2 separate regions of the Mus musculus genome follow, and region 1 is linked to region 2. A link is a loop called in an ENCODE intact Hi-C map of the cell type or tissue named here. Cell type or tissue: heart. All regions are shown on one strand. Each heading gives the region's core, and the rest is flanking DNA. Links, peaks and the distances in the headings are about the cores only.

Region 1 (5,384 bases), core at 94-5,093, 620 kb after region 2:
AAAGCAGCCCCATATCCCACACCTGGGATTGAAACAAAAACATATTCATATAACATAACTGGGTTTTTTTAAGGAAACCAAAATTCTCATTATAGAAAAACTCATGAAAACGAAATCAGAAACCATAATATATAAGCAAAAGATCTATAAGAAAACGAAAAGAAAACCTCAAAATTACCACTGGGTTTGTTTCATGTTGTCCATCCACTGCTGGGTGTGGAGCCTGCCCTTGGGTGTGGTTTGTCTATGCAGGGAGACCCCACTGGAGAAAACAAATTTTCCCTTTCAAGCTGTTATCAATTGGAGTTAGCTGTTATCTATGGGAGTTAGCCGTTATCAATTGGAGTTAGCCGTTATCAGTTGGTTAGGGATGGGCTTATGTCCACTTCCCCTTTGAGCACAGCTCTTCCCATCTGGTTTAGACCTGTGCAGGCCTTGTGCATGCTGCCACAGTCTCTGCGAGTTCATGTGTGCCTCAGTCCTGTTGTGTCTAGAAGGTGTCTTCCATCCCCTCTGGCTCTCACAATCTTTCCATCTTCAGTTCCTCAGAGTTCCCTAAACCCTGGGGAAAGGGATTTGATGGAGACATCCCATTTAGGACTGAGTGTGCCAAGGTCTCCAGACTTCTGCACAGTGTCCAGTTATGGGTCTCAGTGTTTGGTGGTGTGTGCCCGTAGGATATGCTGAGGGAGGCAAAAGAAGAAAGATCAAGACTTTAAGGCCAGCTTGGGCTACACAGTCTTTCAACATCACTTAGACAAAATGGCAGGCTACAAATGGAAATTGAGACTGTACTATCTTCCCAGGTTGCCATAACACTTTGTTATTATTATTATTATAATTTTTAAATATCTATGCATGTTGTTGTTGTTGTTGGAGGTGGTAGTGGTGGTGGTGGTGTGTGTTTGTAGGTCAGAAGACAACTTTCTTTTTTCTTTTTTTTTTTTTTTTTTGGTTTTTCCAGACAGGGTTTCTCTGTGCTGTGTAGCCCTGGCTGTCCTGGAACTCACTCTGTAGACCAGGCTGGCCTCGAACTCAGAAATCTGCCTGCCTCTGCCTCCCGAGTGCTGGGATTAAAGGCGTGCGCCACCACACCCGGCAGAAGACAACTTTCAAGAGTAGATTCTCTTCTTTACCTTGTGGGTCTTAGGGGTGGAATTCAGTCCACCAGGCTTGGTGGCTGGTGCCTTGAACTCTTAAACCTTCTGTCTCCCCTTCCCAAATGCTGTGACTATAGGCATGTTCCCCTGGGACCAGCTTACATTGTATTTCTTAAAATCTTGGAATCCGGAGGCTAGAGAGATGTTTCAGCAGTTAAGAGCACAGGCTGTTCTTCTGAGGGACCAGAGTTTGATTCCCAGCACCCACATGGCAGCTCACAACTTTCTGTAACTCCAGTTCCAAGGGGTATCAGTTTAATGGTATCTTCTGGCCTCTGCGGGCATCAAGTATGCATGTGGTATACAAACACGCATGCTCCTGCATACACATAAAATACAAATAAATCTTTTTTAAAATCTTATTTTATGTCTAGTAGGTCAATCACAAAATTCCATTATATTTATTTAAATATATTTCATTATTAGTGCATCAACTTCATAACTATTATTTCCCACAACTGAAATCAGAAAGAGAGAGAGAGAGAGAACACTTCCCTTAGGGAATTATCTATTTCTGCCAATTTTTCTACTAAGCTATTTATCTTTCCTAACTAATTTATAGGAACTTATTTTATGTGAAGTATGTTTCATTTTTCATTATGTCAAATATGTTTCAAAATTTTCCCCAGAGGGCCATTTGTGTCTGTGGTCTCTTTAAGGACAGAGTTTTCTTTTTTGTCGACAAATCTATCTTTCCTTTCTTGTCCTGTTATGTTTTGAAAGCCATTTTCCATATCCAAATCAGATGAGAGACTCTTTATGTGTTTCTTGTTTTTATGGTTGCATTTTTATACTTAGTCATGATACATATCATGAATTAATTCTGGTGTGTGGCAGACACCGTGGTTTTCCTTGTTGAAGAAATTCATATTTAAAATGAGTAAATCTAATTCTAAAAGTCATTTTTAAAATAAGCATGCCCACTCTGTCGGCCTTAATCAGAGACTCCTCTTTTTCCAGTGAACAGCACATATAGAGACTCATGGTCGCACTGGATACTGAGGCTAAGTAGCAGATGAGTGGTCTGCCTTCAGGAACATCTGTATCTTCCCTTCTAACACTCAAGGAACATTGTTGCAGAAGAGCGTGGGAGAATGTCATAGCAGAAGACAAGGAGAAGGCGTGCAAAATGTCATCCTCTGGGCAACACACACCACACTGCAATTGCAGCCACAATGTTGCAGCAGGTCGGGTCTCTGCAAAAAAAATGAGATTGGGGCTGGAGAGATGGCTTGGCAGTTTATGGCATTGGTTGTCTTGGCAGAGGACCCAGCTTCGTTCACAATCTTCAGTAACTCCAGTTCCAGGTGATCTGACACCCTTTTCTGACCTCTGTGGGAACCACTCCTGAAAAGTATAGACATATACACAGGCAAAATACTTGTACATGTAAAATGAAATAATTTTTTGAATAAATTAAATAAGATTGTCAACAGTCAAGCATGGTAAAAAAGGGGGCTCAAGGGCTCCATCTCATACTAATGAGCAATTGCTACTGACAGATGAAGCGGAGGAGTCATTGCCTTCAGCTGTGTAACCACTGGTGCTCGCACGCGCGCGCACACACACACACACACACACACACACACACACACACACACACACACACAAACGCACGCACGCACACAGCCAGGCTCCAATGAATAGTTACAAACAGATGCTAACACAGATGGATCTTGATAAACTAAACAGGTCACAAAACAAGACAAAAAGTTATCAATCAGGACAGGGAAGGGTTAACAAGGATACGAGTGTGCTAAGAGAGTATATGAGAGTTATCATAATACATACACATGTATGAAAATGTCAAAGGAAAAATTTGGTTTTAAAAAAAAAAAAGAGAGTAAGCATGCCCTCTATTCTGGCGGCCTCTAGTGTTCGTCTACTGACATTGCATACACAGCATCCGGCCCAGACTGCTCTGGGCAATTTATAGGTAGGCGTTGCCTCTGGTGTTCAAGTTTTACAATTGGTGGTAGGAAGGTGGTTGTGGTGGCATTCTTTCTTGGGTTTTGTCCTTTATTTCTTTTGTAAATCCCTCATGCTAGGCAAGCATTCAATCACAAGGCCACCTCAGGCCATCTCATTTTGTATATAAGTAAACTAAGGCTCTCGGAGATCAAATTCTTTAACTAGAAGATACAAAGCTTGGACTGGAGTCCATGTCTGCCTGCTCCTGAAGTCATCCTCCTTTCTCACATTCTTCCCTTAACTACAGAAATTGTCTTAAGGAAGGTCTTGTTATTATAATATCCTTACGTCATGTTTAGGTTGACACAAATACACACATGCACACACACCAGGGCTGTTTTATTCACCAATTGACAGTGGTTAGTGTATATAGTGCATTCAATAAGTTTCTGCTAAATGAAATCATCATTGAATGGGAGTTGACTTTTTACTTACAGATCAGCTAGAAGATTGTAGGTGCTGGTCACACTCCCTCCCTCACTGGTCAGTGCACACTTAATCTTAGATGAGGACTGGTGCTTTGCTATAAAATGTTTTGTGCCAATAGAAATGTTCTGCTAATGGGCTGTGTGTGTGTGTGTGTGTGTGTGTGTGTGTGTGTGTGCGTGCGCGCGCGCGCGTGCGCGCACCCCTCCACTGGACACTTGAAATGCATCTAGTGATTGGGAAACTGAATTTTTATCTTTGCTTAGACTTAATACATTTGTATCGAGTGATCACCCACATGTATATATGGAGCTGGTGGCAAACTCAAACATGTCAGATATATGTATGGTAGGCTGAGATATTTGGAAATAACCCACATGCTACAAACAACTAAATGCGCTGTTTATTTCTAAATCTAAATCGTTTTAAAAGCATCGAAGAGCAGGCAACACAGTGTGTGTACTGAACCATTGTCGCGAGAAATGAAGAGAAGTGCTCAGAGAGCTGAACTGCACATGACCTCTCCCCCAGGGAAGTTTCAGAACTTGGTAAACTTGAATTTCGACTTTCTGACTTCTCAGGGAGGTAGAAACCACAAAGTTCTGGAGTTGCCCTAAGTGGAAACACCTCTGTGACCAAGAACTAAGTCTGCAAAGGACCACAGCCTTGTAGAATGATGGACTGGAAATAGACTCCGCCCACAGACGCCTACACCAAAGGACCCTGAGGAAAGCTGTCTTACCCTTTGCCAGGATGGCCCACAAATCTCCCTGACTGTCAAGAGGCCCCAGCTGGTGGTATCCAAATGTACTGGCAGAAATGAACACTGATCCTTTCGAAGACACACAGCGCTATCTGCTTCAACAAGTGCCACAAATAAGGGCCCAGGGAAACCCCATAGAGCGGCCATTACTCAACTATTCCTATCTGTCTGTCTCTCAAGCTTTCCAAAGCATGACAGGAATGTGCTCGAGTTGGAATTTGGGTATGACCAAGGGACAATCTTCAGCTAATAATGTAAATAGCAGTTACGAGGGTTAATTTCCAGACCAAAGCTTCAGGAGGCAATACACTTTTCTCCATCCATTGTGGAACTAGTGTGTGGAAGGTCATATAGAATTGGAGTTACAGCCAACCTGAGTTTCTCCAACTAGATTTTAAAATGGAAAACATTGAGGGGGCTGGGGAGATGGATCAGTTGTTAAAAATTCTGGCTGTTTTCCCAGAGGACCTGGGTTCCATTCCCAGCACCTACAAGGCTGCTCAAAATGCATTTGAAACTCTAGTACTGGGAGAAATCCATCGCCCTCTGGAGGCCTCCAAGGGTACTGCACATACCTGTTGCCATTGCATGCACACAGGCAAAACACACGAATAAAATAAAAATACATATTTATTAAATAACGTTGCAGACTTCCCTGACTTTTATGCACATTTTATTCTAATTTTCTTTTGTCATTAACATTATATATATATATATATATAAATAGATGAATCATATATAGATACATGCACACATACATACATAGCATTGTAGCTTTATAAATGAATATACAAATATAAGGTTTTGGTTTTTGGTTTGGGGGTTGTTTTGTTTTTACAATCTTGGTAGATCCATGAGCAGATATTTTTCAATCTATTTATTTAACTGAGTGTGTAATTAATATAAGATTGCTTATTATCAATTAATGCAGTCTAATGCTCACTAAACGAAAAGTAGAACATTTCCTTCATCACACCCTGGTTCTCTCTGTTAGAATCTAAACCTTTCTTTAATGCACAGCTCCCGTGTTATTGTTGCATTCAGCCAGCCTTAGTTCAAATGCC
Region 2 (5,384 bases), core at 253-5,252:
TCTCTCACCTCTTACGGTCCTGTCTATTCTGCTGGCCATGTTCAGTCTGAACTTTTCCAGACGCCTCTTGGGATGTTCTCTCTCTCTCATACCTACAGTACAAACCTTCTCCTCAACCATACATAGGAGTGGCCATGGCCTCCCTTTCATTCCTCAGGATCCTGGGATTAGTTGTTGTAGACTTTGTAGTTAGTACTCAAATGTATAACAAATCCTTGACGTGTATTGTCAGCTTCATCCTTTTTCAGACAGTTGTTTCTGCTGTCATTGTCCTCCATCTTCTTCACGCTTGGAGAGTTTATGCACTACCACTTAGAACATTTATCTCCTCAAAGGAGCTCTTCATTTCACCCCTTACCTTCTCTACCAATGCCAGAAGAACAGGGAGACATATGGCTCCAGGGTTTTGATTGTTTGGCATTTAGATGGCCTTCCCCCACATTCACACTTAGAAGCATCCTCACTCGTTACAGTTTAGTCCCTCAAACTTCTACAGCTGTCTGCCAGGACGGGTTGCTATTCCTGGAGGTTAAGGGAAGATGCCTGAGTGCAGAGAGCTCATGAAGCTTGTAGCACATGGAAGGCCCTGGGGGTCACCAATACTCTTTACCTTTTTGGCTCAATGGGATCATCTCCAGTTTGTTTACAAAGTGTTTAAAACAATCATATATTAATTGCACAGGAGAGTTAGTCTCATGTGCATTGTTGTACAGGGACAGTAAATATTCTCTTTTTAATTCTTAGTCCCCAGAGTTTCTGGGTTCACCTTGGAGGTTAGCTTATATGGCTATGACTCACTAATTTTGTTGCTCAACCAGTACCTATTGAGCATTAACAATTTGTGCTGAAAAAAACCATGTTAGGGTGGGGCTTACAACAATAGGTAAGGCAGACCCTGTCATCTCACTAGTATTATAATCTAGTTTAGACTGCACTGGGGTATGGTTTAGTATCCCAAATGTCTCTCAAAGTACATGGGTTGACAAGTCTCAACACATGTAGATTGAGAAAGTCTTTTTTTTTTTAAATTTAATTCTTGATTTTAAAAAAGAGCCTGGTTTTCAATGTTTGTGGAGGGGCACTGTCTCCTAGGGCACACAGAAAGTGTTATATGTTAGGGTGTGGATTATTTAGTATCATCCCACTGAAATGGCAAGGGATTGGGGCTCAGATCTTGAAAAGCACTAGCGTTCAAGTCAAGAAGGATGTTGACGCTGCTAGTCAATGGACACGGGCAACCCCAAAGCACATTAGGGCTTTCCCTCTTTACTGTACCCCAAGTAGAGCACTAAGTCGTGTCAGCTGATGTCTTAGAGTTACTTTTGCTGTACTGAAACACCTGGACAAAAGCAACGTGGGTAGGAAAGGGTTTGTTTGACTTGTGCTTCCTCATCACTGTTCATCACTGAAGGAAGACAGGGCAGGCACTTGGAGGCCGGAGCTGATATAGAGGCCATGAGAGGGTGTTGCTTATTGACTCTATCCTTGGCTTGCTCAGCTCACTTTCTTGTAGAACTCAGAACCACGATGGGCTGGGCCCTTTCCCATTAGTCACTAATGAAGACAATGCCTACAGGCTTGCCTATAGTCCTAGGGAGGCATTTTCTCAACTGAGGCTCCCTCCTCCCAGATGACTCTACCTTGTGTCAAAAAACTAGCCAGCACAGTTGGGGTCTGGTAGGGAGATATAATTAAGTGTATACAGATAGAACAAGGTCTTTATATGTATTGATTACATATAAGTGTTGGGGGGGGGCAGGAAATTTAGAGGTGTCTGTTTGGACACACTGCTGTCATCTGGCAGACACAAAATAATTTTATTGGGTATATAACAATTTTGAGAATTTCTGTTGGGCTGGTTGACTTTTGTCGAAGCTCGGTGGGAAGATGTATCATAAGTAGTATTTAAGAAGCAATATCATAATTGGAAGAAAATAGAAAATGTGAGAAATAAAGAGAATGTGAAACTTCTTTTTATATTGGGAATCTTATTTGAGATGATTTCAAAATTTCCAAGATTGAAACAAGTTACGGCCAGAGAGCTGGGAGTTCTCTACTCATTGTGTATCTTTAGGAAATGTAAGTTTCGGGCAATTATGGACTTCTTCACCCAGAGTACTCATACTGGTCCAAGCACACCCACCCAACTAAATAATAATTCTGACAGATTTTTATAGTTTGCATCAGTAAGAAAGTTTATTGAAATTTATTAGTAAATGAGAAATTAATAAGTAAGTGAGAAAGTTTTCTTCTTTTTTCTCCACAAAAGAACACTTTCTGATAGATGAAAAGAAGAAATACAGAAACCACAAAACACCTTTTAGACCTTAATTTCAAGGAGTGAACCTATTTCCACAGACCATTAAGACAAAAGTGTTTCTTGGACATTTATGTTTTCCACACGTCTGTCCAGTGGCCCGTATGAAGAGACTCTTCTATGCAGCTTAATAGAAGTGTTTCTTGGTTTCTGATTCAATCATAGACGAAAGGACTCTACCCTCAGGTGTCACCTCCTCAATAATCGTCCTGATCACTTTGGTTTTGTTAGTATCTGTGAATAATAAAAAATAAATTAGAATTTAGGTGAAAAGATTTGTAGGAATCCTAACTACTAACAAGCTATTACAAAAGGAAGATTATAACCTTTCCAAGTTCTGGAAAAAAAATATCTAAGCTGTATATGACATTTTCAAATACTGATGTCTATAGGGTTATTAAAAACACAAATGAAAACCTAACTCGAGATTTTCATTGTTTTAAAAATCAGCTCTTGAGTTTCAAGAGCAACAAAACCTTTGGAGAAAGTTAAAACTATTTCAGATTACCCCAGCTAGTTTCAGCTGACCTTGGTCCTTTAGATGATTGGTCGCCGCCACCGGAAGACTTGAAACCTCCGCTTCCGCCCTGGCCTCCGCTGGAACTTCCGCCGCCGTAGCCGCCACCGGAACTGCCGCCGTGACCACCAGCACCACCGCTGGAACTTCCGCCGCCGTAGCCGCCACCGGAACTGCCTCCGTGGCTACCGCCCCCGGAGCTTCCGCCGCCGTAGCTGCCGCCGCCGCCGGAACTTCCGCCGTAGCTGCCGCCGCCGCCGGAACTTCCGCCGTAGCTTCCGCCACCGGAGCTTCCGCCGTAGCTACCGCCGTGGCTGCCGCCGCCGCGTCCGCCGCCGCCACCGCTGGAGCTAAAGAAAGTGTGGAGGTCAAATGCGGCCACTTCTAATGTGGGAGCGTCAGGTCGCGCTCCAGTGCAGTATTGATAATCCAGTCAAGTTTGTGGATTAGTTTCCAGCCATTCGTAACGGATATTCATACACACAGCCCTAATTCCTAAACCCATTCCTGCTCCCCTTCCCGCCTCTGGCTTTTCCTTGGGCTTGGGCAAGCTTTGCTATGTGCAGTGCTGAAGGAAAGCGGTGGAGGATTTTTGCAGGTTTCCGATGTACCTTCCCTCTCCTTCTAGCAGGCTGCGGTAGGTCTGAATCTCGTTCTCCAGTCGGGTCTTGATGTCTAGGAGTTGTTGGTACTCGGCGTTCTGGCACTCGGTCTCAGCCCGAATCTGTTGCAGCTGTTCCTCCAGGGCGGAGATCTGGCTTTGAATCTGGGAGAGCTGCACGCAGTAGCGACCTTCTGTTTCTGCCAAGGAGGCTTCCAGCGATTGTTTCTGAGAAGAAGGGTTTATTAAGGTGAAACATGGGATTCAGGAAGACCTCGTAGAAGGAAAGTAAATTAGGATTCGTGCTAGGCTGCACTGCCAAAGTTTGAGCAGGACTGCCTCCATGTGAGCAGTTCTTTTTTTTCCCCCCACACGCCCACAAGCTGCAATTTCGATTCTAATTTCTTGCCCCCAAGTCATTTTTAGCATGAACAATTGCAGGATAAAATAGAAGCCAGGTTATAAGATTTAACGTACCAGGGCCAGCTGGGACTGTAGTTCAATCTCCAGACCCTGAACAGTACGTCTCAATTCAGTGATTTCAGACTTATGGCTGGACATTTGTTCAATGTTGCTGTCGATTTCTGTGGTGAGTTCCTTGCTCTAGAGGATCAAAAAAAAAAAAAAAAATAGGGAAAAGATGAGACCATTTGGGCATGCTAAGAAAAGCTCCATGGGCTTCACTAAGAAGGGTGATTGGCTAGTTTACCTTCTGATTGAACCACTCTTCAGCATCCTTGCGATTCTTTTCTGCAAGTTGTTCGTATTGGTTTCTCATGTTGTTCAGCAGCTGAGTCAGGTCAACCCCTGGGGCAGCGTTCATTTCCACATTCACATCACCAGTGGACACATTTTGAAGGTCTCTCATTTCCTGTTTGAGGAGCAGTTAGATTTAATTAGTGAGTACACCACGACCCAGATGAGCTTTTTTTTTTTTCTTTAAAAGGGGGGAATGTAATTATGTAAATTTGTGTCACCTCTTCGTGGTTCTTCTTTAGGTAGGCCAGCTCTTCGTTCAGACTTTCGATCTGCATTTCCAGGTCAGACTTGCTAAGGGTCAGCTCATCCAGTACCCTGCGCAGGCCATTGATGTCGGCCTCCACGCTCTGGCGCAGGGTCACCTCATTCTCGTATCTGAAGCAAGCAAGATACAAACACTGAATATACAGGAGGATGACGGTATACCTGGATATACACGGACTACAGTGCAGATACAGATTTGGTTTCATGTCATGGCAACATTCATAATACACGAATTCATGTAGGAATATTAATTAATATAGTTTGATTTGAAGAAAGCTGTCACTTTAAAACACACCCTCCTTTAACGATTGCCCAAAAGATATGACAATTAAATTAAAAAAAAAAAACAAACAGCTTAGCACTGTTTCACTCCAGATGAGTTCAGGAGAGTGTAAAAGCTGTTGTGGGCATCCAGGAGCATTGTTGGAAGCCCCTGCTGTGTGTGCACCACATCCACATAGCTTACTTCAGCCTGAAGTCATCAGCTGCCAGGCGGGCATTGTCAATCTGCAGCAGCACGTTGGCATTGTCAGTTGTCAGGGTGAGGATCTGAGGGGAGAGACACACGTTATTGAAAAGATCAGGTGGGCTTCTGGCTTCTCAGGTTAGCATAGGTGAGTTGCATTTTAGATAGTTCTCTGACAAACTAAACATGGACTGTCCCAGACTTGCCCATACTTCCCCTCAGGTCTTTCAGGACCTTTATGGCTATGGTTGCTTTTTGAGCACTGGCTGGGATTGTACTATTCCTGCAGCCGACCCTTTCCTTTATAGTATGTGATTTGTTTGTGTTGCAGCTAACTTTTGAGTGACTCATGTTTGTATCTGTTTAACTTGTTATAAATACTTCTAGGGGTGAATTTATACATATCTATACATATATATGCATATATGTAACATACTCATTTAAAATTATCTTAGCTCCC

Evidence for each region. Hi-C counts contacts between places; a loop is a spot of excess contacts. Peaks named below come from ENCODE experiments on the same cell type or tissue, not always from the same donor. Only the 100,000 strongest peaks of a DNase experiment are listed, where the experiment ranks them.
Region 1: a loop joins it to region 2, with 2.7 times the contacts of the local background. A loop is called at or near these places in 7 of 42 quality-filtered maps.

Annotation. Positions count from the first base shown.
Region 1 is chr11:100,001,959-100,007,342 of GRCm38, forward strand. No RefSeq gene overlaps it. Among named protein-coding and RNA genes, the nearest start is that of Krtap17-1, 11 kb to the left of the region's middle. In heart, for the core only: CTCF peaks have their summits at 3,044 (motif pointing left) and 4,875 (motif pointing left); no DNase peak of the experiment used is centred there.
Region 2 is chr11:99,383,086-99,388,469 of GRCm38, forward strand. It overlaps Krt10 (keratin 10), which reads right to left. Exons shown (of 8, transcript NM_010660.2): 2 at 4,925-5,007; 3 at 4,413-4,569; 4 at 4,145-4,306; 5 at 3,913-4,038; 6 at 3,446-3,663; 7 at 2,846-3,184; 8 at 2,169-2,551. The coding sequence ends at 2,545. Among named protein-coding and RNA genes, the nearest start is that of Krt10, 3.6 kb to the right of the region's middle. In heart, for the core only: no CTCF peak of the experiment used is centred there; DNase peaks (open chromatin) are centred at 3,006 and 3,556; H3K4me3 peaks cover 1,949 bases; H3K27ac peaks cover 1,502 bases; H3K27me3 peaks cover 1,119 bases.